Linked DNA regions of Homo sapiens: regions 2, 3, 4, 5, 6 and 7 are each linked to region 1. Evidence: chromatin loops called from intact Hi-C (ENCODE). Cell type or tissue: endothelial cell of umbilical vein. All regions are shown on one strand. Region 1 overlaps PIK3R1 (phosphoinositide-3-kinase regulatory subunit 1). Region 2 has its middle 34 kb from the start of TILRLS. Region 3 holds the start of LOC101928819 (a long non-coding RNA gene). Region 4 has its middle 47 kb from the start of TILRLS. Region 5 has its middle 190 kb from the start of LINC02219. Region 6 overlaps MAST4 (microtubule associated serine/threonine kinase family member 4). Region 7 has its middle 140 kb from the start of TILRLS.

Region 1 (4,000 bases):
AGTGGTTATATTAGTTACTCTCACCCTTGTTATTATGGAAGGTAAAATTCCTGGATCCTAGATTTAATTTTAAAATAGTAATTTAATAATGTCTGGTGGAAACCTCTTAAAAAAAACACTTTGCAGCACATCTCTGGTAGCCCTGTGCTTGAGATGACTTTTAGGCTGCCAGTTCAGAAGATGGAAGATATAAACTGTGTTGATGAGTTGGTTTTTCAGTGGACCCTGTTAGGTTCCTTTTTTAAAAAAATAATAATTTTTATAATGAGTATGTCTTCGTGAGCCCTCACAACCCTTGAAGTTTTTACTTGTTTGGCAGAACTAAGGGCACTGAACGTTTGTAAGCCGTTCACTAACACTTACAGGAAGGGCATAAAAGGGTGCTCAAGTCAGTCTGTAGGTGGTGGGGGCGGGGTGGAAAGAGGGGATTCCTGTAGGCCTGGATGAATCAGCCACTGATTTCTGATGGTAGCCCCAGCTGCAAAAAAGTAGGAAGCTTTTTTTATGGACAGAACTACAACTCCTTTCTTTCAAGTTTTTCAGCCTTTTCACACTTTTCCATTCTTCAGACTTTGCAAGTTTTTAAACAAAATGTTTGTATTTCCCCAAAGGAAATCACACAGTTGACTGCATTATGAGAGGGAAAGGAGCAAACTCTGTCTCATCTGAGGAGGGGCTCAGATCAGGAGTTGTGTAGGGCCCTCACCCGGTTGGGGGTGGTGGAGCCTTGGCTGTGTGCAGGAGTGACTGTTCTTGGAGATGTTCTGGTTGGATCATGAGTTTGGGCTTGGAAAGCACTGCCTCAAGTTCATCAGCAGGAATGAGGTAGAATTCACTACTTGCTGTCTTAAGACCTTTCTGTCTGCCAAGTGTTTGAGCAATCCCTCACATCTCCCCCTTGAACTAAAGAGCAACAACTGGTCAAGAGCCCAGCAGGGATGAAAAAGGTTGGCCCCTTGCATCCTTCATCTGCTGTTTAGACTAAGGGCCGCATTGTAGACCACTCTCGGCCATGCTGTCCTGAACCCGAGGATCAGCAGAATTACAGGCCCAATTTCAGGCAGACGTGAGCTTGCATCTGATGACAGGCAAGTACCTACATGTGTCTTTCATTACTCCGCTGCCTTAGGAGATGCTGTTTAAGTTGGCAGATATGCTTATTTGAAAGCAAAGCTTGTTGCTGGTGAGATTACTGAATTTACAAAAAAAAAAAAGTGGGGGGATCAGATGCCAAGGGAGAGGGAAGGGAGTGTGTAGCATTTAAAAGTGTGGTGAAGCCATCAAGTTAACAAGAAAAAGTAGAATAAAATGTGGTTCCAATTTGTTGTACTGGGCTCAAGATGATAATATTGCAATAGTAAACTGTAGGGATGTGTGCGTGCAAATGTGATTACATGTGTGCTTGCTTTCTGAATTTCAAAATTGTAGAAGTTATTAGAAGTTCTAATTTTAGTTCCCAATTTAATTTACTCTGATAGTAAATTAGTAATTTTCAAGGGATTTACTGATAATCAGAACAAAGATTTGCAATTTCTAGGACAGATCCCCAATTTTGGGGGTGGGAAGGAGCTACTTTGTATTTCCCTGAAACCTTGAGTTACTGGGGCCGAACATGTAGGGCAGATATTGAATGACCAATCCTAATGCTCTTAGCAACTTTGCTAAGTAAAACCCCGCTGCCATCCAGTGGCAATTGGCTATACGGCATGGTAGCTGTAAAATATGCCCTTTTCTGCCTTTTCTCCCTCAGATTCCACCTTTCTCAGATGCTCCCAGTTTTTTTTCCCAGATGGCACCTGACACAGTACTTGACAGGAAAAATTGACTTTATGTCTGGCTTAGGTAATTCAGGGCAAGTGTGCATTTATTTACCTTGTCTCTTCTCCTAGCAATACTAATTTTTATCTACGTTGCATTTTTATTTTCTCCCCAGATTTGTCATAACACACATACTTTTTCCTTGAATATTTTTGTTACCTTAGCTAAAGAATTAATGCATTGTGGTATTTCTGCTTGTCATAGTTTTACTTTAGAGTAGATTTCGCTTATATCTTTGTATTTATGCTTTGAGCTGTGGTTTACCAATTTCCTAGCATGTTTCATGACACTTATCCTACATTTCAGACAAGGATTTATGTGTCCCATAGGATTCAAGCTGGACTTGGAGAAAGAGCCAGCTAGCAAATGGAATTATTCTGACTTGTGAAAGGTTCCAGCCTTTTAAAACTAGGCTCTGAGAAATAAAAAAACAAATATTCTTGGGAAGAAACTGGGTTTGTGAGTACTTGGCTAGAAATTTTAGGAAAGGAAAGAACATTTCCTCTGGCCTCGGGAGCACATTCAATGTGAAATATTGCTGCCTTTAAAAGAGCCAAACTTAAATTTCTATTTGGATCATTTACTTGACTTAAAAATAAAGGGATCTATTTTTTTTTAAGGTTCAGAACCCTATTTTAAATAAAATGACATTCTAGTAAGTCAGGCAAGATGCCCCCAACATGAGCTATTAATTAAAAACAGCCGGAACTTCTGGAGGTGTTAGCAAGTATCTACTATGAGCTTGGGGATTGGCGAAATCTGGTACAAGTTAGTTCCAGCTGCGCACATTTGCCTTATTACAGTTCTTTATGATAAATTAAATGCATGCTTCATACATCCTTTGGTGTAGTCATATTCTCTCAGCACTTGACTAAGCAGGTGGAAAGCTTATTTAGTCATAGGATGACTGAAAACAATGAACTATAAACCCATGTATATCCACTCCAAGAAAAGAGCTAATAAATGTCATGTTTTTTATTTTCCCGTGGACCCCCTTTTTTTTTTTTTTTTTGTATTTTATAACCTTTCCAGAATCTTGAGTGATTTTTAAATGTTTGCCCTTTGGTCATAAATGCAGCAAGTAAATGTGAGTCTGCACACTCGAATGTTGTATAAATCAGTTGACCAGTCAGTGTTGGAGCAAACTTCTCAGGATTGCTCTGTGAACTCCCTGTTCTCTGGCAGTTGCCAAATACAAAGATAAACCAGGAGAGACTTATTCCCAAGAAAAGAATGATTCTGCATCCTTAACTTACATATAAACTGTTGAGATGTTTCATTGTTTTGTATGGTCAAGCCCCTTCTCTTGTTCTCTCTCTTCATCAATTAGTATGGAAAATTGGAAGTTTACTGAAAAGAGTTTCGAATCATGGGATTTTAGATTTGAAAAGGACCAGAGGGATCATCTACTCTTCCAACAAATAAAAAATAAAACCCCCAAAGGAATGAATGATCCATGGCTGGGACATTGGAATCTCTCTATAAAGGAGAAATCATATTAAGGTATTTTCATCTTAGGCCTCTAACCCCAAGGGTATCTTTACAAAGACTTTATTTTAGTGAAGCCTTCAATAAACAGTGACCTCATGTCAAGAATTCTAAAGAGAGGGTTATGGAATATTGGTTTGATATTAAAGTCATTGTTATCTTGGAGCTGGCCTGAATGGACTAATAAGTGGCCTGTCACCAGTTGTAACTTACTTTTACAATTTTAATGTGATTTAAGGGAAGACACTCTTGGAAATGCTTAGTTATGGTTCATACCCATAATCGTGTTTCTTTTAGGTCTTAAAATTTTATATAATACAGGGGAGTAGATTGCATCAGTACAGTCTTTTTCTTTTTTTCTTTTTTTTTTTTATGATGCAAACAAAGCAGTATCTTAAATTAAATCAAGGTTTCTTAAGGTTCCAGATTCTTATTCCTAAATTTTCCACTGAGTAACCTCCAAATTCTTCTCCTGCCTTTGTCCCTAGTTGACACAAGTCAGGCCACAATTTTTTTTCTGCAAATGGACGAGCTGCTGCTCAGAGGCTGCACTTACTGGTGAGAGATCCTTCAAGGGAAATGAATCTGGAATGGCCTGGAACATTTGTCTTTGGGTTGCTCCAGGGCTTTATTAGAGCTTCTGAGATTTCTAAGTAGGTGATGAAATTTAGCAGCATCTGATTTTCTAAAATGA
Region 2 (4,000 bases), 950 kb before region 1:
AGGAATAAAATAAAATCCATTTCAAATTCAGAGTTCACCATCATTTTGCTTACACTCTGGAGAGAAGAAAAATGATCCTGTCACTTTAAATATAGCATAGACTGCCATATAGATCTTATTTTTCGTTCTTTCATATTTTCTTCCCTTTCCCTCCTACCATCCCTCCCTCTCTTTGCCTCCCTCTCCCTCTCTTTGTATGTCATTAGCTCACAGTTTTTCCTTGTTCTGCTATTGAAGTCACTTTGCTGTTTCTTTGCATTTGTTTTGGGATCATTCTGCATGTTTGTGTGCTCTCTCCTTATCTAGAAGGCCCACCCTTTGTATCTACTTGTTTCCTCTCCACACTACCCACTTAGGATACAATTTTGGGTATGAAAATATGTGCTAAGCAGCGGCTTGGGAACAAATTGCCTCTGCAGATAGCCAAAGCCCTGCACTCCTGGGCCAGTGGTTGAAGAATTCTCCTTTCATGGTGTACAGACTTTCTTGTTTTGTGGGTTTGCATTTTTGCCTCTAATCAAGTGTCTCTGTTTAAAATCAGTAAGACTACATGAGGGCTGATTCTGAGAATTAGAAGGCACAGGGATGGAAAAAGTCGTAAATGTGTAGGGCTGGGCAGCCCAAGGTCTGATTTGTTCAAATTAAGTGAGATAAACCCCATGGAATACTTAGAAGAGAGATCAGCATATTCAGGCACTGACCAATGTTTTCTTCCCTTCTTTTAATTGCTCCCTCAATTATTTTTCTCCATAAACACTTAATATCTGCTCAAGCTTTCCAGGGGGAAGAGTGCATTTTTGGGGGTAGGTGGGGGTGTAAGGATGGGATAGCTTACAAAATGCATAGATAGAAACTCATTCAAGCCCACTTGGTGATGTGATATTGTTTGTTAGATTCTACACTGACAAGTTTTCATTTTTACTCCATGTCATGGGTTGATTTTGGGATATTTAAGTCTCATTCTTTCTGTAATATTTAAATCTCAATTGTTCCACCTGGGGAGGTAGAAGGACAGAGAACATACAAAACATACACACAAAAAAAACCCCTCTGATGAACACAGGTAGAATGCCATGTAAAAACCAAGGCAGGGATATGGGTGATGCTTGTGTAAGCCAAGAAATGTCAAAGATTGAGAGCAAACCACCGGCAGCTGGGAGTGAGGCATGGAACAGATTTCTCCTCACAGCCTTCAGAAGGAACCAACTTTCTGACACCTTGATCTCAGGATCCTAGCCTCTAGAACAGGGAGACAATATATTTCTGTTGTTTAAGCCAAAAAATAAAAATAGAAAACAAAAATAATCCTCTCATGATTTACTGTTCTGTGGAGCTTGAAGGGGAAGAGACACCACGTGTTAGAATTCCCAGCCCAGTGGTCATGAGTTTCTCACATGCTGGGTTGCACAGGCCTTCCCTATATGGTCGAGGTCTGTTGAGAAATTCTGAGTGTTGGAGGCCTTTCCAGGGCCGCCCTCAGGAGAGAGAAATCCTGCTGCAGGGTAACTCCCTAAGATTAGAAAAATGTAGCTTCGCTGGCCAACTGAAGCAAGGAATGATTCATTTCCTGTCATTAACAGAGTGAGAAAGATGTCGTTCACAAAGTTCTTTAAGCTGGAAAAGCACATTATGTGAAATACTCAATTTCCTGATGGATGGCATCAACTCTCCTAACTTGCCTTTCAGCAGCAGCGTTGCTTCTGGACAGTTCCAGATTCTGGGGGCTGTTGGGTCACATGCTAACTGGCTCAGGTGCCTGATGTGCAATTAGTTGGGGGAGAAAGGACATTATGCTAACTCAACCCTGGGTTAAAATAATGACCTCGGCTATCCCCTGGATGATGTATCGATGTTTAATCCTCAAGTTGCTATATAACATTTCTAAATATTTAGCAACCAGATTGCAAGTTAAAACTTTCATGTTCAGGCTCTTCTGGTTAAAAATCAGCTAAAACAAAACAAAACAAACTAAAAAACGAAAGACCAAAAACTCAACCTCGCATTTAAAATTGTGCTGGTTATTATTTGTAGATAATCCCTTCTTGGTGGACTAATCTTTTCCCTCGAAAAACAAGTTTACATCACATAGTCTATTTAGCTTACTTGCTGATATTGCCAGATTATATAATCATAGGTTTGAATTGATAGAACACTCCTTTTTAAGGAGCTGAAAGAATTTAATCTTCTTTCCTATTTAGTTGCAGAATGCCCACAGGAGAAACAAGATGGCAACTAAATTTCCTTTTTTACAGGTGCCAAAAAGCCTATAGTTACAGAGAGGGTAAGTAATTTGCCTAGGATCACACAGCTAGAATTGGGATGTGGTATAAAAACCTAGGTGCTGTTTGCAGTTTAATGCTGCCAGCACTTGGCACTGATACCCCATCTTGAATGACTAATAATCTCTGTGTATGAAGTACCTGAAGAATATGGCCTAGGCTTTCTATCCCTGGGGCTTCCAAATGATACCTTACTTCATCACCACAAGAGTTTTATGATGTTGGCATTTTTATCCCCATTTCACAGGTGAGAAAATTGAGGCTCAGGGTTATATAGTGGGCAGAAGTAGAGATAGGGTTTGAACTCCAATCTACCTGACCACGTTATCCACTGCCTATGTAACATATATAAGAAAAGATATCTGGACATGAAACATACAACAAGCAGTGGTTCAATGACATCCAGGAGTCAGTGTTCTGGGAGAAACTGAAAAGTAAACATTTTAAATAAATGTTTATTTTCTGGCTCCTGGTTATAATAAAATTGTTAGTTTGTGTTTCCTTTTAGCCAGAGTTAATATTCTAAAAGGAAGTGAGAGTTGCAGCTAACAGAGTTTTTATATAAGAGGGAAAATAAAAAGAGCACAAAAAAGAAAGGATGGTACTTGAAGACAACTTCCATGTAGTGTGGTATTGGCCAGTCCTGAATGGCTTTGGAGAGATCTGATTTTGGGCAAGGACACTGGACAGAGAGGGAGAAGGGGTAGGGAAGGCATCACTGGCAAGATATAACTAGACTTCACGAGCCTCAGGGCCCTCCTCACCTCAGTCAGAAAGACAGCAATACCACCTAAATGCCAAAATCCCAGAGGGGAAACAGTTAAAACCCAAGACACTCAAGGAGAGAAGGGTTTTGGAAATGTCAACAGGAGAAAAAAAGATTTTCCTGACTCAGGCCCTCTTTGATGACCTAGGAAAACTGGCTTGGGAATCAAAGTAGGGTGAAGTATGGTCCTGGTATCAGCATCACTTGGGAGCTTCTTAGAAACCAAATGCTCAGGCCTTACCCCAGACCTACTGAATCAGGAATGTTGCGTGGGGCCCTGCTGTCCAGGTTTGAGTCAGCCCTGCAGGTTTTGGATGCACCTAATCTTTGAGAAACACCACTCTGGAACATACAGAGGTGAGCCCTGGGCAAAACGGTGAGAGAGAAGCTTGTCCCAGGTACACCTTTACATTTATTAATGTGATTATTTGATTCATAGCCATGTGCCCTTCTAGGCTGTAAGTCAGACTGTGTGGCACACAGGAAGATACATTACTCAGCTTCCTTTGCAGTCAGATTGGAGCCATGTGATTGGGTTCTGGCCAATGGAATGTCATGGAAGTGAGGTCATCCATGTCAAAGCCGGGGTCCTGGTTGGTATAGGGCCAGCCTGTATGAGGACTCTGAGAAATAAACTTACATGAGGTAACTGCGATCTGGGGGTTGTTTTTCACAGCAGCTTCATTTCCCTGATTAATACAGGTTATGAGCAAAAAATTGGGCAAGGTCTGATCCGTTTTTGCTTTTGATTATATTCAGGGTGATCGTTGAAATGTTAACCAATGCTGTGTCAGTGGGACCAGTCACTCTACACAGACACTGACCACAGGGCTTATAGGGTCCTGCAGGACCTCTGAATTGCCATAGTTAACCCTTTAGATCAGGGATTTGGGGGAGCTCCAGAGGTTCAGAGGGAGAGGGCATTGGCTGGGACAGTATAGAAGAACTTCAGTAT
Region 3 (4,000 bases), 760 kb before region 1:
GAAAAATGGAGAAGAGAAAAGGAAGGAGAGAGAGGATTTGGAAAATTAGAGGGGCAAGAGTTAAAGAGAAAAGTAGGGAAGTATAATAGTGAAGGACAAATAGGATGGGGAGGTACTGCTATAAAGTTTCACAGGTAATTTCTCTTTAGCAATCAAGTTTCTTGTAGACCCATGTATTAGTTTGTTTTCATACTGCTGATAAAGACATACCTGAGACTGGTAAGAAAAAGAGGTTTAATTGGACTTACAGTTCCACATGGCTGGGGAGATCTCAGAATCATGGGGGAGGTGAAAGGAACTTCTTACGTGGCAGCTGGCAAGAGAAAAATGATGAAGAAGCAAGAGCAAAAACCCCTGATAAACCCATCAGATCTCGTGAGACTTACTCACTATCACGAGAATAGCACGGGAAAGACCGGCTCCCATGATTCAATTACCTCCCCCTGGGCCCCTCCCACAGCACGTGGGAATTCTGGGAGCTACAATTTAAGTTGAGATTTGGGTGGGGAGACAGCCAAACCATATCAACCCATCTCCCAACTCCAGACAGTGCTTTTTAATAGGACTACTCCCTAACTTGTTCCTTTTCATTTTTCTGTATATCACATTTTTAAATATCCAACCTTTTTGTTTTAAATGTGAAAAAGGGCCTCTGCTGGGTGAGGAAATACAACAAAATGCTTTACAACGTACAAGTGCCACTAATTACTTCAATTGCTTGCATTTTCCTGAGCCACACCTTGGGAATGCTAAGTACCCCATTCCAGGCTACATGGCCAACACCCAACTTCTGCTGAGGGAGTGTTTATAGTAAGTGAATTCTCAACTACAGGATTTTGAAATGAATGTTATGAGAAAGATTTATGTTTGCAATGACTATGAATCTACGATTACTGACAGCACAAAGCTACAGATGTAAGTGAAAGGATTAGAAGCAGCTGATCCAAAAACAATGCAGTCTCAATATAAGGCCTTAGGTGAGTTTTTTTTTTTAATTAACATTTATATGGAAGGAGAGAACTTGTTTATTTCAGATTGCTGTCTTGGATTGACCTCAAAATAGAGGAAGCACATTGTAGGGTTTTAAAGCTATCCTTGAACTGGAATTAGCCTATAGAATTTTGCCTATAGAATATTTGGCATTAGTTGTTGGAGCTAAAAGGAGTTAGAATTTTCTTATGATAACTGAACCACCCTGCAGCTATTTTTCTTTCACAAATATGTGAACATTATCCAAAGGTGTTAGAATTGGGAATAGCAAATACATGTTACACATCCCTGTATTTCCCTGTATGCATGGCCAACATTGCTAATTAAGCTTGGCATGCCTTTTTCTGGTTCTTTTGAATCCTTCTTGATGTATCACTGGGCTGTACCATCAATCATCTAGGCATGATGTGCAATTTCTCAGCATTTTTTTGGTGCCACATTCTCCTTCAGCAGTTTGTGCCTACGGACTTCTCACAATAATGTTATTTATTTTATTTTTTTAAATGTATAAAGTAAATTGCATAGGATTATTCTGACATGCAGTTACCAAGATATTTATAAAAATCTGTGGTATAGTAATAAATTTGCTTCATTATAAATACACTAAAAAATCTACCAGTGGGTTTTAATAAAAACTGTTGAATTTTAACACAGTGATAAGCATAAATAATTCATCTGTATGTACTGCTGTAACGACATAAAAATAGTTATATTTTATACTTTTGACGAAGTCACAGGTACCACTACAACTGTGGGTTCTTTCTTTCATTCTCTCTCTCCTTCTTTTTGCCTTTATTCACAGTTGAAGGAATACTAAATTTTTGCTACATGTAAATAAAAATAGTATGTAATTATTTTTCCATCCATGTGGTCTCCAGGTTAGAAACCCTGGGAAGATTTCATGACTGAGGGATCATGAAAGTTTAAACCTAGATTTTCAGCAAAAGCAATTAATAGACTAGATAGAAGCAAAGAGAGTTAAGTGACTGTTTTCTTTATGGCATAAGAATTTCCCATAATAAGAAATACATAAGAAATCTGAAGCTCAATATTAAAGATGAGTATTAAATATTAATCATATCAGTAGTAGTAATAGATACATTTTAGGCCTCTAATGCCTTTTATCACTTTTTACCTTGTTTCCTTCTCCTACTTTACAACAGGAGGCAGGCCTTTCCCTTCCAAAGTTGTGCTCTTCATAATGGTAGTTAAAATCTCTTGAGATTTCCATACTTGGAAAGTGTTTTGGGATATTGTGGGTATCCTAGATATGAAAATATAAATGACATATATTCTAGTAAATGTTGGCTATATGGTCATATATTAAAAAAAAAAAATTATTTCCCTTCCTGATCCTAGAGGATCGATTCTATATGTGATGGATTTCGTATAGACTGATAAAGAATTGGATGCAGCAAGCCCCACATGGTGAGGTCCTCTCCGCCCGGTAAGCATACACAGTCAAGTGTCAGCAGTATGGGTCTGCAGCCCTTGGGTTTGTATCTCATCTGGCCCTTTTTAAGAAAACTGGGGGGAGCAGAAGCCCCAGACCAAAATGCAAAGCCCAGGTCAGATCTGCTTTGACATCATCTTCCCTTTCCTTCTCTAGTAATGTGGTGATGGCAACACCCTCTTATTGTGAAATTGGCCTTTACCATCCATTGTGCAGATGAAAAATTTAATTAGTGGGAATGGTGGGGAATATGAAGTACATTGAAAACATCTGACTATTAAGAGAAAGTTGTCCAAAGCAGGGATAATATCCCTTTAAGGGTGAAAAAGAAAACTTTCCCAAGAAGGAAATTTAGAAGAGGATATATAATTCAGTGACCAAACAAGCCTTGTCAAGTTTTTAAAAAGTACAGTTTAGAAAATTAATGGTTAGGATTTCAGTGGGGCATGTTCATCAGCAAAATGCTATAATGTTAGAAACAGTATCTACTGTTGGAACCAGGCAGGGGCCTATTATTACTGGTTTAGAATGGCGTATTTTCTTAGCTATATTAATTCTGTTAAAAATAATTCATCTTCCACTTTTGTTTTTCTTTCTCCCATTGAAACTGCAAAGACGTTAAATAGAAAAGCAGTAGATTAAATTAATTTCTTATCTGGGGAGAAGTTATTAAATGTTACACGGTTATAGTCATAATAAATAGCATATGTAATATAGGAAACTTCATATGATTACTGGTATACCTCATGGCATTCTAAGATAAGGTTCTCCCTTGAAATGAAAAATACGTACTCTTAATAAACCATTTGGGAATTGCTGCTGGAAGTATTTGTTGGATTGACTGGAGTAGCACTTCTGTAGTTGACACATATACAGCGTAGCCTTGCCAAGAAAGCCACGTTTTACCATACCACAGAAGTTTTCTTGAGCTTGCTCACTCTTTGCCAACCCAGTTAATCCCCAAAGAGAACCATTTGTTGAGGACAGCAGCTCCCTAACCTCACAGATCCTAGGCTTACCATAGGCACACAGGATTCTGTAGTCAGCACAGCAAAAGAGTCCTTGCAGGCAGCACCAGCTGGTGGCACTGTCATATTGCCATGAACAGTCTTCTCTGATTGGTGATCCCAGAAAGGCAGGAGGAGGAAGAGCCATCACTGGGACACAGGTTTTCTACCACAGCAGGGCAGCAGCTATGTCCATCTATACCAACCACTCGTGGCCAAGGCAGTGCCTGGACATATGTGTTCCTACACTTTCCTTTGATCTTCCGGGGGATTTTTACTTAATTGTCTCATTTCCTACAACAAATCTTAAACTTTCCCTATAGTAGAAAAAGGGGAAACAGTTTTCACCAGTTCTGGCACAAGCTTTGCCTCTGGTGGCATCAGTTCTCTCCAGCTGCTTTGCTGGTCCCACTGTCAGAGGTGGCATGCCAGCTCTGCATTATTTACACCTGGGTCAGGCAGCTTGCCCTCGAACCTGACTAGCTGACGGGGCAACCTGGGAGTGGAACTCGACGCCATGATCTGCAGCTCCTGCGTGTGATTTGAGATG
Region 4 (4,000 bases), 940 kb before region 1:
ATCATGTTACCTGACTTCAAACTATACTACAAGGCTATGGTAACTGCAACAGCATGGTACTGGTACAAAAACAGACACACAGACCAATGAAATAGAATAGCGAGCCCAGAAATAATGCTATACAACTATCTGATCTTTGATACAGTCAACAAAAACAAGCAATGGGGAAAGGACTCCCTATTCAATAAATGTTGCTGGGATAACTGGCTAGCCATATACAGAAGAATAAAACCTGACCTCTTCCTTGTGCCATATACAAAAGTCAAGTCAAGATGGATTAAAGACTTCAATGTGAACTTAAACTATAAAAACCCTTGAAGAAAACCTAGAAAATACCATTCTGGACATAGGCCCTGGCAAAGATTTCATAATGAAGATGCCAAAAGCAATTGCAACCAAAACGAAAATTGACAAATGGGACCTAATTAAAGAACTTCTCCACAGCAAAAGAAACTATCAACAGAGTAAGCAGACAATCTACAGAATTGGAGAAAATATTTGCAAACTGTGCATCTGACAAAGGTCTAATATCCAGAATCTATAAGGAATGTAAACAAATTTACAAGCAAAAACCAAACAACCCCAGTAAACAGTGGGTAAAGAACATGAACACTTTTCAAAAGAAGACATTCATGCAGCCAAGAAGCATATGAACCAATGCTCAATATCACTAATCATTAGAGAAATGCAAATCAAAACCACAATGAGATATCATCTCACATCAGTTAGATTGGTTATTATTAAAATGCAACAGATACTGGCAAGGCTGTGGAGAAAAGGGAATGCTTATACACTGCTAGTGGGAATACGAATTAGTTCAGCCACTATGGAAAGCAGTTTGGAGATTTCTGAAAGAACTTGAAGCAGGCCAACCATTTGACCCAGCAATCCCATTATTGGGTATATACCCCAAGGAATATAAATCATTCTGCTATAAAGACACATGCATGTGTAAGTTTGTTGCAGCACTATTCACAATAGCAAAACATGAAATTAACCTAAATGCCCATCAATGGTAGACTGGATAAAGGACATGTGGTACATATATGCCATGGAATACTATGCAGTCATAAAGAAGAACAAGATCTTGTTCTTTGCAGCAATACGGATGGAACTGGAGGCCAGTGTCCTAAGCAAACTAATGCAGGAATAGAAACAAAATACCACGTGTTCTTTCCTATAAGTGGGAGATAAACATTGAATACACACGGTCACAAAGAAGAAAACAATAGACATTGGGACCTACTTAAAGGTAGAGGATGGGAGGAGAGTGAGGATCAAAAAACTACGTATTGGGTACTATGCTTATTACCTGGGTGATGAAACAAATGTGTACACCAATCCCCTGTGGCACACAATTTATCTATATAACAAACCTGCCTATGTACCCCTAAAACTAATATAAAAGTTGAAAAAAAGAACATTAAAAAAACAGATTTTTAGAGTGTCTAGCTTCTTTAGAAAACATCTATTCATTGTCAAATGTCTGTCAGTCTGTTGGGTACTAATAATATAATCCTATAACTTACAAGGATGTCAGGCAAAAAGCTGGCTAAGCAACTAGGGAATCAGCTCAATTGACAGATGTGTTCATACTGCCTATAAGCCTCTGAAAAGTCAATGAATCCAATATGTGATTCAGAAATTAGAATTAATTTTTTTTAAAAATGTGGCTTTTATGCATAATGATTTTTCATTTTCTTCTTCTGGAACATGGAGGGAATGGACAACCTAATGACTCCGCCTTTCATATCCAAGCCATCTCTAGCTATGCTGGAGGACTTTTCACCAGCCAGAGAATTCAGTTTGCATGTGATGTGGCTGGGGAGCCTGTTGAGGCTGCTCTCAGCTTGGTGCAGAGGATTGGGTTTAGCCTACTCTCAGCACAAGGGCCAGTTATTCAGGCCTCACTGTTGGCAAAGCAGCAAATTGCTCTTTTGTGGGGCTTGGGGAAGTCACAATTGGTTGTCTGTTTCTTGATGGACACAATAAAGGGACAGAGCAGCTCCATCTCCCTGAGCCCAGTACAAGAATTCACACACTTTGCCTCCTGCCTCCAGCTCTCCCACTAAGGGGCTCTCCCTGCAGAGTCAGTCAGCCAACCCTCTGTGACTCAGCTCCTTCCTTTGCAAAGTGGGCATGGTCGGATTTATTCAGGAGCCGTGAGGCATGCTTAAAAATGCCTTCAAAATGCCAGCTCCTGCAGATTATTCTGTGATTTGTGAACTGGCAAAAAGGTTGGGGAATTTCCCTTTGTTGGGTGTAGGTCTTGGCTTTCTGTGCGGAAGTGGGGCTGGCTGGCATAGAATTCCTTTGATTTCTTCTACTTCCTCTTGGGACATGGGTCACACGGAAGGCGGCCCTATCCTTGGCTGTCAGAACCCCATAAGCCCAACCATATCCTAGGCCTCTCCTTGTCTCCTCTTGTTTCTCATACAAACTCACTTCTAACTCTCAAAGGATTTGAACAGATGGTTTACATAGAGGAAATGTAGTAAATGAAACATTATATGGAAGAAATACGTAGCCTTGAAAATAGAGGAAATGAAAATGAAAGCAACTTGAATTACCAATAATTGTAACTGATCCAACCCAATAGGCTAAAGGGACACATGCCCATTAATTGCTTTGTTAGAGGCTCTCTGTTGTTCTAGTCTTCTGAGCAGTCATCCGCCATGGTGTAATAAAAGTTACACACACACTTTGAGGAACATATTACAAAAATGAAAAAGAATGATTATTTAAAAATGCCCATAGCAATGAGGTGTACTGATTAATACATTAAAAAGGGGCCAGGCCTAGTGGCTCATGCCTATAATCCTAGCACTTTGGGGGGCCAAGGAAGGAGGATAGCTTGAACACAGGAGTTCAAGACCAGCCTGGGCAAGAGAGTGAGATCCCATCTCGACAAAAATTTAAAAAATTAGCCAGGCGTGGTGGTGCTTAACTGTAATCCTAGCTTGGAAGACTGAGGCAGGAGGATAGCTTGAGCCCAGAAAGTCAAGGCTGCAGTGAGCTATGGTTATACCACTGCACTCCAGCCTGGGCAACAGAGTGAGATTCTATCTGAAAACACAAAACAAAAAAAAACATATATTTAAAAAAAGGAACAATAACCCAATGAGCCATTGTCTCTGGTAGGAGGTTGTCACCTTCATAAGATATATCGAAACAGAAAAACAGATAAAATTACTGTTACATACAATTACTGAAATGTTAACATATAAGTTCAGGGAATTACATGATATATATGACATAATATTTATTGAAAAATATTTTGTGCACATTAATTATAACTGTGTGAAAAGGCATTTATGTGTTCTTATGACTATCCAAAATGCACTCAGAATGATATACAATGATATAAATTTGTTTCAATATTTACTTATTAAAAATATAGAATTTTAGAAAAAAAATTAATAATAACCAAACAGACAAAACAAGCCCAATTTTCCAGTGTGTCTCTCTCCTGGAAAGAGGCATGAATTTTTGCTCCTCCTTTCCCCAGCACATAGTACAGTGCCTGGCGCTTAGTAAATGCTCAGTGTACATTGGCCAAAAGTTGTCAAATAACAGCCAATTACTTTAGGACCAGGCTTTCTGCCAATGAATCTATGCAAGTGTGTTGACTAGCTCATATATAACCATTTCTATTGCTGTCTTCCCCACTTAATGGTTTTATTCAGACTAGATTCACATGTATTCAGAGGGAGCTTTTTTTTTTTTTTTTTTTTTGAGACAGAGTTTTGCTCTTGTTGCCCAGGCTGGACAACTCCAGCAACCTCCGCCTCCCAGGTTCAAGTGATTGTCCTGTCTCAGCCCCCCAAGTAGCTGGGATTACAGGCATGCACCACAACGCCCAGCTAATTTTTGTATTTTTAGTAGAGATAGGTTTCACCATGTTGGCCAGGCTGGTCTTGAACTCTTGACCTCAGGTGATCCACCTGCCTCAGCTTCCCAAAGTGCTGGGATTATAGGCGTGAGCCACCGTTATATATAT
Region 5 (4,000 bases), 250 kb before region 1:
AGGGCAGGTGATTGCACAGTGATGGCTGTGAGATGCCAAGAGTTCATCCCTGGCATGTGGACTCTGGGCTCAGGGAAGCCAGACTAATTCTAGACCCCAACATGTAGGTACTGAGCCAACTGATATTTGTCCACCTGGGTCAGGAATTGCTCCAAGACTAGGCAGGGCTGAGCTTCCAGGGTGAGGATTCTCAGGACTGCAGCCTGAGCGGCTGGGGAAGGCAAGTACTGACCATCAGGAATCTTCAAAGCTTGGGGAACCTGGGTTTCCTTCCCAGAATTGGGAAATAAATTTATTCTACAGTGGAGGTCGAACCAAGTATGCCTATTCTAAAATTAAAAAATAAAGACCCCAAACACCTTCCACTATAAGAGGTAGAAAAGATAGTTTCCTTTGTTGATAATTTTATGTTGGAGCTATGAAACTGCTATTTTTATACATAAAAAATTCACCCAATATTGGCAATTTCACAGGATTCCATCTTAGTAAATGTCCTACAAGCCTTGGACAATGTGAACTCTTTCCGTGGGAAATGCAGTGACCATTTCAAATCGTTGGGTAGTGAACTTTCCTGGTGGCTTTGTTTCCTCTACTGTAAAATGTGTAAAATCCACACTGATCATCCTTCAGCAGAATTGCTTCAAAACATAATAATGAAAATAATAATCAGTCACTGAAAGAGAACATGAGGTCATGCTAGAGAATGTGAGGTTATTGTCATGCTAACTTTATGCATTGAATATTATAATAACACTCTTCTGTATGTCATCACAATTAAGACTAGTGTTTATGAAAACAAGCCATCAATGTCATGTCTTTCCACTCTTTTCCCCAATTCATTACTACTTCTTGGCATCCAGGTGCCCTCCCTCTGGGTGCAGGCCAATCATTTTGGAACAGAGGTTACTCAGAACCAGGCTTGTCTCTAGTGGCCTCCTGGGTGTCTTGTGTCTAGTGATCCTTGGCACCCTGCAGCCTTAGCTCACCTTCTGTATCACAAAGACAGGGGTATCAAAGGGCAAAGGGGGAAAGTCTAAAAGGAAGCTCTTAGAACTTTCGCTGGGTGCGGTGGCTCACATCTGTAATCGCAACACTTTGGGAGGCAGAGGTGGGCAGAGCACTTGAGGTCAGGAGTTCGAGACCAGCCGCCTGGCCAACAGAGTGAAACCCTGTCTCTACTAAAAATGCAAAAATTAGCCAGGCATGGTGGTGCATACCTGTAATCCCAGCTACTCGGGAGGCTGAGGCAGGAGAATCGCTTGAACCCAGGAGGCAGAGGTTGCAGTGAGCCGAGATCGTGCCACCGTACTCCAGCCTGTGCAACAGAGTGAGACGCTGTCTCAAAAAAAAAAAAAAGAAAAAGAAAAAAAAGAAAGCAAAAGAAAAAAAAAAAAGAACTTTCCAGGCCAGAAAAGAATCTCCCTTCTAGGCAGGAACAAACCCCTGTCATCACCCACTGTGTTCCCTGCTTACGCACACCCTGGGACACAGGAAAGGCATGTTAAAGCCAGTGGCCCTGCGTGGATTGTTCCTCTTATTTGTTTACATAACCCATGACAGATGCCAAGTCAAGCAGTGGAGGAAGAGCAGGCAGCACAGAGTGTCACTCAGATGAGCCCTTCCCTGCCCTTGCCTTTTCCACTTTCCATGAGGAGGCCAGCAGACACTTTGGGGCTGCTGTAAACCTTCAGTTAAATGGCAGCTCAGTGACAATGACAGCAAAGCTGCATTCCCCCATGGCAGACACGCCATGTGGGCACTTCCTCAGGTCTGCTGGGAAAATCGGAGCGTCATGTGCAGACCCTGCTGGAGGCACAGCAGGAAGTGACCAGGCACAGGCTGGGCAGTCCTTCTTCCGCCCCTGAGTCACTGCCACATGCATGAGAAGGGAACTCAGTGCAGGCTAGACAGAAAAGGTGGAGGCTCAGGCAAGAGGATCAGGAAGACATTTAGATAAAGAGGATGACGAAGTTAACACAACACCCACAACCCCACGCACACAGAGATTTACACTCACACACGCACTTGGCATCTGTCCTCAGTGAAGAGCAATTAAAGACACACCCCCTCAGATTCAAACAAGCAAGCATTAAACGGATTGCAATTATTCTGGAACAAACATAATTCCAATTTGTGTTCCCAGTATCTATGCAGCAAACCCGAATTTCCTAAACTAGCACCAACTTCCTTTTACTACACCCACACCTACTTTCCTATTTCAATACGGTCCCCAAGATACATGGAATTTGGAAATATATCAATCCCATTCTTTTCTCCTTGCATTGACTTTTTCCATTCCTCCCAATCTTCCAGAAAATATTTGGCCTCTCTCTCTAAATCTATTCCTGGATTCATGCAATAAGTATTTTTTGAGTATAGTGAGTAGCTGTTACATGCCAGGCACTGTACTAAGTGATAGGAACACAGCAATATGCAGAAGACACCAGAGCCCTGTTCCCACAGAGTCTGTTATCTTAATGCAAATTCCTATTTCTTTTCTTTTTTTTTTTTCTTTTTGAGATGGAGTTTCACTCTTGTTGCCCAGGTTGGAGTGCAGTAGCATGATCTCAGCTCACTGAAACCTATGCCTCCTGGGTTCAAGCCATTCTTCTGCGTCAGCCTCCTGAGTAGCTAGGATTACAGGTGCCTGCCACCACGCCCAGCTAATTTTTTGTATTTTTAGTAGAGATGGGGTTTCACCATGTTGGCCAGGCTGGTCTCGAACTCCTAACCTCAGGTGATCCACCGGCCTTGGCCTCCCAAAGTGCCGGGATTACAAGCATGAGCCACCGCGTCCAGCCGCAAATTCCTATTTCGAGTATGTCCTCTTCCATCTCTTAACTCATGGCAAAATTGCCCATACCAATATTTGGCAATTAATACTCTGCTTTATTTTTGTTCATTGTTCTATTGTATTGTTATTTAACACTTTATAGGTATCTACATGGTCTTATTAAATGAACTCTACAAGATCTATGAGGACAAAGACCTCATTTAAATTTTTCTTTGTATTTAATAGCTGTCTTGGGGAGCATGGTGAAAATGAAAATATGTAACAAGATAATAAGAAAGAATGGAGGTCTTATCATTCCTTATTTCACTAGCCAAGGCCTAACCCAGGATTTCTCAACCTCAATACTATTGATATTTTGGACCTAATAATTCTGTGTTGAGAGGGCCTGTCCTATGTATCATAGGATGTTCAGCAAAGTGCCCTCGGCCTCTTTCTATTAGATGCCAGAAACACTCTTTTCCCATCTGTCACAACTAAAAATGTCTCCAAACATTGCCAAACATCCTCAAGAGTTGAACAGGAACAACACTAACCACTGGCTCACAATATATCTGATATGTCTTGAGCTTCCTTTCTTGTTTCTATGTCATTAAATTCATACACACATGTGATATTGACATTGAAACAAACACAAATTTAATTTTATGTGTGACATATTTTCCCAAGGCATTAAAAAGTGATTGAGTAAGCTCAGTACACTAAAATGCAGCCCCTAGGGCCTAAGAGTGAGGAAGACAGATCCCAAGGGTCATAATTTGCTCCCCAAATCTATTTTGTGTCTTTGGAGAATTTCTTTAATATTCCAACAGCTGTAAGTCTATAAAGCCCTCAAGACAATCTCCTGGGATAGTTAGTGCCTGCTTATTTAACTAGGGCTAGCTGGAATTCATGGTCAAATTGCCATCATCCACATCCTTCCTGCAGTTTATAGTTCTAAATTCCCATCCCATGTGACTGCAGTAGTGCAGCCTCCTCCTTGCATGATACTAGTAGACTAGAACCAGGAAGTCAAAGGGAATGTCACCTTTTCCTTTTGTGTGAGTGTGCTAGAGGGGCAATGTCAGCTCATGCTAAGGTTGAAAATTCTTCCTTTGAAAGATGGCCTGTCAAATGTGCCTTAGGAATCACTTATTATTTTTTTTTTTTCTTGAAACAGTCTTGCTCTGTGGCCCAGACCAGAGTGCATTGGTACCATCTTGGCTCACT
Region 6 (4,000 bases), 1.1 Mb before region 1:
TACACAGTGTTTTATACTTGCAAAGGACTTTACGGAATGTCATGGCAGTCTTAGAGAAAGGTGGAGAAGTCCTGACAGGGGTGTAGGTGTATGTTTAGAACTGCATGACTACCTGTATAGTGTTTGTCTTTTGGATTATGAATATAGTAAGCATTTTCCATGTTTCATAGATTCACATATTTGGTCTTGTTTACCTTCACAACTTCAAAGTGAACCTGCTATGGGAGCACTATCTTCCATGCATAGGCAAACTTGTCCAAAGTCACTCAGCATCCTCGATCCATGGAATTATAAAATGTGATGGTTATCCAGTTCAGCTCCCCACTGGCTATATGAATCCCTGACAGTGTCCTCCTTCAGCTTCACCTCAAAGCTTTCCTGCCATGAGGAAAGCTTTTAGACAGCATCAGTCTTTCTAAAAACAACTTTTTAAGTAGACCGAGGTCATTCTTCACCCACTAGCATTACAGGTGGAGACGATACTTGGCCCAGTCCCATTACCTGTTCCAATTAGCCAGGCTTAACTTCTGTGATCTAAGAAACTTTCTTTTCAACCAAGTTGCTTTTTAAGTATAGCATTAGTTTAAATCCCCAATGCATAGGAGAAGCCGTAAAACTTTACCAGCCTCTGCTTCAGAAATTTCCTTTCCATGGACACTGGGGAGCTTCAGTGTACTAAAATGGGGGCCATCAAATAGCTTGATTACCATCCTCCCATATCTGTCAAGCCGCTGATGTGCACAGAGCTGATGTGCAAAATACTGCAAGGGCCAAACAAAAATGACACATAAGGGCCAGGCACAGTGGCTCATACCCGTAATCCCAGCACTTTGGGAGGCCGAGGTGGGGCGATCACGAGGTCAGGAGTTCAAGACCAGCCTGGCCAAGATGGCGAAACCCCATCTCTACTAAAAGTACAAAAATTAGCTGGGCGTGGTGGTGGGCGCCTGTAATCCCAGCTACTCAGGAGGCTGAGACAGAGAATTTCTTGAACCCGGGAGGCGGAGGTTGCAGTGGGCCAAGATAGCGCCACTGCACTCCAGCCTGGGCGACAGAGTGAGATTCCGTCTCAAGAAAAAAAAAAAAAAAAAGACACGTAAGGATAATAGTTAATGGGGCAAGCGCTCTTGATGCCTGCCACACTCTTGTCAATGGTTTTACGGGAATAAACGCATGTAATCCAAACAGTTACCTTCTGAGGTGGGTGCTATAAATATAAATGTTCCCATTTCACAGATGAAAAAAACAAAAGCAGAAGAAGATAACAAAGCAATCTAAGCTTATCTGCTGGAAAGGAGTATAAGATGATTTGCACCCAGGCGATGTAGCTCCGGAGCCTGCACTTTTTCCACTACCACAGCACACTGCTCTACATGTGTGCTGTACATACTCTCCAGCTGCCAGTAACTTAAAGTCTGCTGTTCACAGGGGGAAACAGTGGCCATACCAGGCTAAAATCAAAGTGTTCAACTTAAGTAACAGACTATAAACACGGCAGAAGTTCCAAAAGAGGGATGACTTTTCTCCAGGGTGGACAGGAATGGCGTCAAAGAATTGAGGGTTATCTGTGCAAGGCTTTGATGGATGAGTGGCAATTCAGTATATAGTCAGGGGTGCGGGATAGTCTAGGCCAAATGATGAGGTGTGTAAACATGAGGACAGGAGATCTCAAGGTTTATGAGGTATACAAGTGAACCAGCAGGCTGAAGCCTGGGTTAATGTGAGGATACAGTGTGCAAGATGGCCAAGATTGGGTAGTGAAGGGGTTGAGGCCGCAGGGATGCAATGGGCCCATCTCCCATCTGTGCTTTCCAGAGAAGGAAATGCAAAAGCAGTCGTTCGGTGAGTTACCCAGGGCCAAACTGATAAGTTAACTTAGAGCCAGACCCAGAGAAGAAATTGGACAGCCTGACTTCTGCTATTGTATTCAATTCCGGCAACTTGAAATAATTTTCTTCACACTGTGCACCAGTCATGAAAATAGTTTAAAGTAAAAGTGAATTAATTGAACATTTAACAGTCTGCCAGCTGCATTTTTGTTATTTTTTTAAACAAGTGCTACAGAAATTCTTCTATACAAGGTCAGTCATTAATCAAGAGAAGTTAATTGTGGGTAAATCGACCTAGTAAGCCACCTTGAGCAGTTCAGGTAGCACTCGCTGTAGCTGGATGGATCCACCAGGTGGCAGGCTTCACAAATCTCACCTATCATTTTTCCAATCATTTACCATTTTTGTAACCATTAATGCTTCCAACCTAATTATTGTACTCTGCATCCTTTGTGTCTGTATTTCCCCTTAGAGAAGTTGTCTTTGGCGTATGCCTGTAAGTTAAATGAATTTTCCTCTGGAACAGCCACTTGTGGAGACAAGAAACAGAACTGGGCTTGGTCTTTATAGGGGTAGGAGCATTTGTACTGAGTCTAGTGATGTGCTGTCATTTAAGCCCTGGTCTTCACTGTTTTCTGATGATAAGTATGTTGAGGATTTATATGTGTCTCATACAATTTTATATGTTTATGGCTCCTTCATTTTATCTTGACAGTCTTATACTTTTACCATGCCACGTGTCAATCAAGTGCCTGTTTCCCTTACCGCCACTCATTAAGTACCAGCTATGCACTGTGCCAGGCTCAGGAGAGATGGAGAGGACTGGGGGGCATTCCCTGCCCACAGGGAGCGGGGTTTGGTAGGAGGAGCTTTGGGGGTGAGCAGCAAGAGAGCCAGCATGGGCTTTTCCACTGGACTCTCAGTGACCTCGGAAACAAGAACCTTGTTGTCTGTTGTCTCAGAATCCGTTTTCTTTACCTGTAAAGGAAGGATAACAAACTCTTCTAGGCCATGAGGGTGAAACAAACAACGCTTACGACTTGTTTGTGAAAATAAATTTAGAGAATATATATGAAAATGGTTTAAAAATAAATCTATGCTTTTAAAAAGTCAATCCTGAATTGTATTAGAAAAGAGTGGAACTGGATTCCAGCTCTAGTGGCACACATGGTAGTATAGCCCCAGCGGTCATTATGGTTCTGCACGTCCACTCTCTGCATATGGAAGAGGACTGAAGGAACATCAGTGACACAGGAACTCGCCATGCTTGTTGCCCCTTTCCTTCACCACAGGAAATACTAAAATTTCAGCATGGCCTCAATTTGTGAAGAGAAGACCCCACTCCAAAAAACCTTCAGTGGTAGACCTTACATACTTACAAAATGATTTTTCTCATTAAAGAACAACTAGAATGCCATCTCTACTATCAGATAAAGGTTTATTTTTAATGTTTTGGGGCTTGCATGAAGAATGTTTATTATTTTGCGATAGAAAACAAAATAAACTTTTTTCTCTTGTTGAAGTTAAAGCCCCCTTTCCCTAAAATATTTCCTGCAAATATGACATTAGGTATGAAAGTATATTGTCTTAAACACACACAGAATTCTAAGTCAGCCGTGGTTGTGTGCTCCCGTAATCCCAGCTACTCAGAGGGTGAGGCAGGAGGATTGCTTGAGCCCAGGAGTTCGAGGCTGTGGTGAGCTGTGATCACACCACTGCACTCCAACCTGGGCAATAGAGGAAGACCCCATCTCAAAAAAATTTTTTTTAATTAAAAAAAATTAAAGAACTCTAAAACTAATAATAAAATACTAAGACCTTCCAATATTAAACTGGATGTAAGACTGAATAAATCATTTCTTAAAGAAATACAAATAACCAAACTAAATAAGGGACAACATCAAACTGTGTAAGAATTTAAACACAGAAAATAATCAGCTGGGCACGGTAGCTCATGCCTGTAATCCCAGTACTTTGGGAGGCCAACGCAGGCAGATCGCCTGAGGTCAGGAGTTCAAGACCAGCCTGACCAACATGGAGAAACCCTATCTTTACTAAAAATACAAAATTAGCCAGGCCTGGTTGCACATGCCTGTAATCCCAGCTACCTGGGAGGCTGAGGCAGGAGAATCACTTGAACCTGGGAGGTAGAGGTTGCAGTGAGCCGAGAT
Region 7 (4,000 bases), 850 kb before region 1:
AGGGGTTTGCTACTGAGTCCGTGTCCTCGGCTTACCTGGCATAAAGCCACACAAAGGATAAAATTAGCCATCACACGATGGGGATGAGGTAGAAACTCTTTTCCCTTATTAAATTAAAAAAAGAATTTCTCACATATTTCACCTGGGGAGCAACAGCACAATCAATGGCAGGTGGGGCTGAGAGGAATGGCTATTTGATTGGTGGACTTGTTCATTTGGTAACGCATTTCTAAAGAGTTGAGCAAATGCTGTAGGTAAGCTGGGCATATTTATTTTACTTGTTACATATTTTATTTATCAACTTATTATTTTTTATTACATATACAACCAGTGACTCCCTGAGAGGATTATTAACCAGTGGCCAAGTTATGTCAATCTTATTTCTGCAGGAGAGCAGTATTATAGAATGATTAAGCAATAAGACTCTAGACCCAGAGATGAGCCACTAAATGGGTGACCTCAGGTGATTTTTAATCAGTTTCTCAGATTTTGCAACTGTAAAACTGAAATGATAAAACTTACTTTATAGGAATGTCGTGAAGATTAAATAAGCTAATGACTTAGGCTCAGAACAGTGCAGGGTACATAGTAAACACCAATAGATGTTAGCTCTTATTGTGATTATTATTAGTTTTTCGATCTGCCCCTTTTTCTCCATTCTCACTGCAATGATGCTTCAGCTACTTGTTAGTTCTTGGTTAGACTTTGAAGTCATTCCTCACTGACCTCTCCATACTTGGGATCTTCTCAGCTGCATTCATCTTACATCCTACTGCCAGATTAATCTGGTAGATGGCTAAGGTTTTTACTCTCCTGCTCAAAAAGACTGAACTTAGAAAGTAAAGTCTTTAATTCCTGTGCTTGGCACTGATGACTATACTAGTTTCCACTGTCATTTACCATTGCTGCCCTCAACCCAGCCAAAATGGACTTTTTTTCTCTTCTCCATTTATGTACTGCATTCTCCCACCTCCTTGCTTGGCTTACGGTGAACCATCTGCCTGTATCACCTTCCTCTTCACACTCTTCCCTATTTGGCCAAGACTTACTTATTTTTGAAGCCCACCTCACAGGGCTCTAGCTATGGAGACTTCTTGACCCCTTCCATAGTTCCACAAGAGGTAATATACCCTTTCTCCTACCTTTCATACCAATTTATCTGTATGACTCTTATGTTTCTTTTTATTTATTTATTTATGTTTTAGTTACTTAAATACATTTATTAGTCATTAGTTTAGAGTAAATTAGTTTAGAGTCATTAGTTTAGAGTACATAAATTTACTCTAAATTTCCTTCCCATTTTTACTTTAAATTTCCTTCACATTTACACAGCACCTTATTCATAACCAGTGCTCAGTGCACACACACTGAGTGAATGAATGACTCTCCTTGGCTCTTCAGGCCCAGCAAGGGGCTTTCAGCTAATAGATGTTCTGTGTCTTAAAATGTCTTACATGATTTGAAAAAAGGAACCAAAAAATTATTATTCGTTTTCAACCAGCATTATTAATTATTCATAGTATAGCCTCTCTGACTTTTTCTAGTAAGAATTGCATTTTGAACTTAACAGAAATCACAGGCTTTGGGAGTCCACATAGACCTTAGAGGGCATGGTCCAATCCCCTATGGGAAAAACTAAGGCCTAGACGGGGAGAGTGACTAATCCAAGATACAGGTAAGTTACTGATAAAGCTGAGACTGTTAATGAGGTCTGTACTCTCGGGCTAGCATGTTTTCTTTTCTATTGTCATAAAATCTCTTTGTGGTCTAAGAGTAGTAATCAGAGAGTTTGAATAAAGTCCTTTTCAAACTCTAAAATAATTTTCAAAGGGAAACGTAATTTATCATTTATAAAGAAGTTATAATTAGTATAATGGCAAATCTTGAAGAATGAGACAATTTAGACTGCAAAATATTTGTGAAACTTAAATATAAGAAATGTTGAAAACTGGGATAGGAAGACATCTGTGTACATTGGCTCTTCCTGAATGGCAATAGCTGACTCACACTTTTCATATGTATGAATAGTCGTCTACACACTCACTGCCTTCCCTTCCCTCCATTGCAAAGTCATTGTTTGTTTTTCTCTTTCTCCAAATAGTAACCAGTTATTTTCTCAGAGAAGGATTTTCCTCATCTGTAAAATGTAGATGGTAATTTTTACCTCTTTGTATTTATGAGGATTTAAGCAATTGTGTCTGAAGCACCTGATGCAAAGCAAGTGCTGGTGATTGTTAGTCCCACTTCCTCTGTCTGCCTGGCCAAGAGATAGCAAATGCATCACATACGTGTTCTATTCCCTATTTTAAGACCAGGTTAGACAATAAGAATCTTCGTAATACTTTCAGAGCCTAAAAAGAGCCTTAGCATCCCTTTCAGCACAACACTTTAGACAGCTACCATCAATCAGATGGAGTTTACACATGAGAGAACGTATTTGTCATCTCGTCCTAGATTATAAACTCATTGAAGGGATAAGTGAGAGATGATATTTTCCTCTCATTTCTAAATATGGTTCTGCTACATCTGTCTGCTTAGTTTCCACCCCATCTCAGTCTAGCACTTTGCCTTCTGACTTTTGTTTTATTCTGGCTCTAACCATGCTCTTGATTTCTATTTCTTTTCCCATATTCTAATGTGATTCCAAGAAACCAAAATTGTCATTTACTAGGCTATAGATATATAAAGTTATACTCTGCTGAGTTGACTGTAGCAACTTTGTTAATTTGTTATTTTTCCATTTTCTCAAAAAAAATAAGCATTTCCCTCCCTTTTGTTTTTAACAAAGAAAAAAAAAAGAAAATATTTTAATCCAAAACACAATTTTGAAAGTATAAAGATCTGACTAAAAACCACAAAAACAAAAATTAAAAGCTGAATGTGATATTTTGCGGACATTTCCTTATATATCGGAAAAACATTGGTCTGAACATATTCTCTTTTTGAGTTTTGGAAATTCCTTGCGGGTAATTTCTGCTCCTTAATTGTGATTCTAAACATGTTAGTTAATATTGTTCAAAATGATGCAGAGGTGGCTAATATCCAACATTAAATAGCAGTGCTGAGATCCAAACCCTATTTTGACTGGACCCAAAGTCCCATCCTATTGACTACCGCATAGTACTGTACTGCCTCCCCAGACTAAACTGTCTCTCCGTGCTGGTTCTGCCACTTACTGTGTACCTCAGGTAAGTGTTTGAATTTTCCAATCCTGTTTTCTTATCTGTAAAACCAGGAATGTGTCATGAGGGCTTATAGGAAATATTTGTAATGAGTTCTTACTGAGCGCAAGACATGTCCAAAACACCACAGAAATCATCATTAATTTCTCCAAGTGTATTTTCAATGTAAAAAACAAGGAAAATATTTATGCAAATTTTCCACTGGGAAAATAGCATTTTATTTCCTTCTTCTGGAAGAATGCATGACCTTTGACAAAAATCTCAAACTTAAGCAAAAAATTGCTTAATAAGCTAGAGTTTGTCAGACTTAGTGAGAGATGTAATGAAAGATCATTTGCATTTGAATCCCTTTTTTCTTTCTTTTTAATAAAATAATCATCTTCAAATACTTTATAGAAAGCTAGGATTTAAAAAAAAAAAAAAAAAAACAGCCTTAGCCTGAGTAAATGGTAAAAAGGAATTCAGTGTTAAGTTTTAATTCATTTAGTATTGAATGAATATATAATTAAAAGTATACTTTTAATTTAAATGTGTCTCAGGGGAAGGATGTACATTAAACTGTTAAAATAATGTATCTTGATGGTGACAGAAATATAGTTGGAGATGAAAGTAAGAATTATTTTTTATTTTTGTCTTAATTGTTACAATAAGCATGTACTAATATTTTCAATAGTGAATATTTTAAAAAGCATTAAATTTTTAATTTTAATTATTTTTAGTTTTGGCCCTTTGTAAAATTATGATGCAGCTGAAGTTTGTACTGTGTGTGTTCTGCCTCTTTGTTCAATAAGATTTTATCACATTTTCCTCTGTCCTTA

The links. Peaks named below come from ENCODE experiments on the same cell type or tissue, not always from the same donor. Only the 100,000 strongest peaks of a DNase experiment are listed, where the experiment ranks them.
Region 2: it touches region 1 in a loop (5-fold over the local background); 4 of 110 quality-filtered maps call a loop at or near these places.
Region 3: it touches region 1 in a loop (4-fold over the local background); 46 of 110 quality-filtered maps call a loop at or near these places.
Region 4: a loop joins it to region 1, with 4 times the contacts of the local background. A loop is called at or near these places in 4 of 110 quality-filtered maps.
Region 5: it touches region 1 in a loop (9-fold over the local background); 2 of 110 quality-filtered maps call a loop at or near these places.
Region 6: it touches region 1 in a loop (6-fold over the local background); 17 of 110 quality-filtered maps call a loop at or near these places.
Region 7: it touches region 1 in a loop (4-fold over the local background); 3 of 110 quality-filtered maps call a loop at or near these places.

The regions. Positions count from the first base shown.
Region 1 is chr5:68,251,171-68,255,170 of GRCh38, forward strand. All of the region lies in intron 2 of PIK3R1 (phosphoinositide-3-kinase regulatory subunit 1), which reads left to right. Among named protein-coding and RNA genes, the nearest start is that of PIK3R1, 37 kb to the left of the region's middle. In endothelial cell of umbilical vein, a CTCF peak has its summit at 1,697 (motif pointing left); DNase peaks (open chromatin) are centred at 421 and 1,671; H3K27ac peaks cover 1,084 bases.
Region 2 is chr5:67,300,002-67,304,001 of GRCh38, forward strand. No RefSeq gene overlaps it. Among named protein-coding and RNA genes, the nearest start is that of TILRLS, 34 kb to the left of the region's middle. In endothelial cell of umbilical vein, no CTCF peak of the experiment used is centred here; DNase peaks (open chromatin) are centred at 1,550 and 3,590; H3K27ac peaks cover 3,009 bases.
Region 3 is chr5:67,490,332-67,494,331 of GRCh38, forward strand. It overlaps LOC101928819 (a long non-coding RNA gene), which reads right to left and starts at 2,242. Exons shown (of 5, transcript XR_948391.3): 1 at 2,126-2,242; 2 at 249-313. In endothelial cell of umbilical vein, no CTCF peak of the experiment used is centred here; no DNase peak of the experiment used is centred here.
Region 4 is chr5:67,313,311-67,317,310 of GRCh38, forward strand. No RefSeq gene overlaps it. Among named protein-coding and RNA genes, the nearest start is that of TILRLS, 47 kb to the left of the region's middle. In endothelial cell of umbilical vein, no CTCF peak of the experiment used is centred here; a DNase peak (open chromatin) is centred at 2,211; H3K27ac peaks cover 1,163 bases.
Region 5 is chr5:67,997,280-68,001,279 of GRCh38, forward strand. No RefSeq gene overlaps it. Among named protein-coding and RNA genes, the nearest start is that of LINC02219, 190 kb to the right of the region's middle. In endothelial cell of umbilical vein, no CTCF peak of the experiment used is centred here; a DNase peak (open chromatin) is centred at 1,832; H3K27ac peaks cover 1,355 bases.
Region 6 is chr5:67,154,988-67,158,987 of GRCh38, forward strand. The region is part of intron 26 of MAST4 (microtubule associated serine/threonine kinase family member 4); the gene reads left to right. Among named protein-coding and RNA genes, the nearest start is that of CD180, 40 kb to the right of the region's middle. In endothelial cell of umbilical vein, a CTCF peak has its summit at 2,178 (motif pointing right); no DNase peak of the experiment used is centred here.
Region 7 is chr5:67,402,777-67,406,776 of GRCh38, forward strand. No RefSeq gene overlaps it. Among named protein-coding and RNA genes, the nearest start is that of TILRLS, 140 kb to the left of the region's middle. In endothelial cell of umbilical vein, no CTCF peak of the experiment used is centred here; DNase peaks (open chromatin) are centred at 1,735 and 2,035; H3K27ac peaks cover 3,011 bases.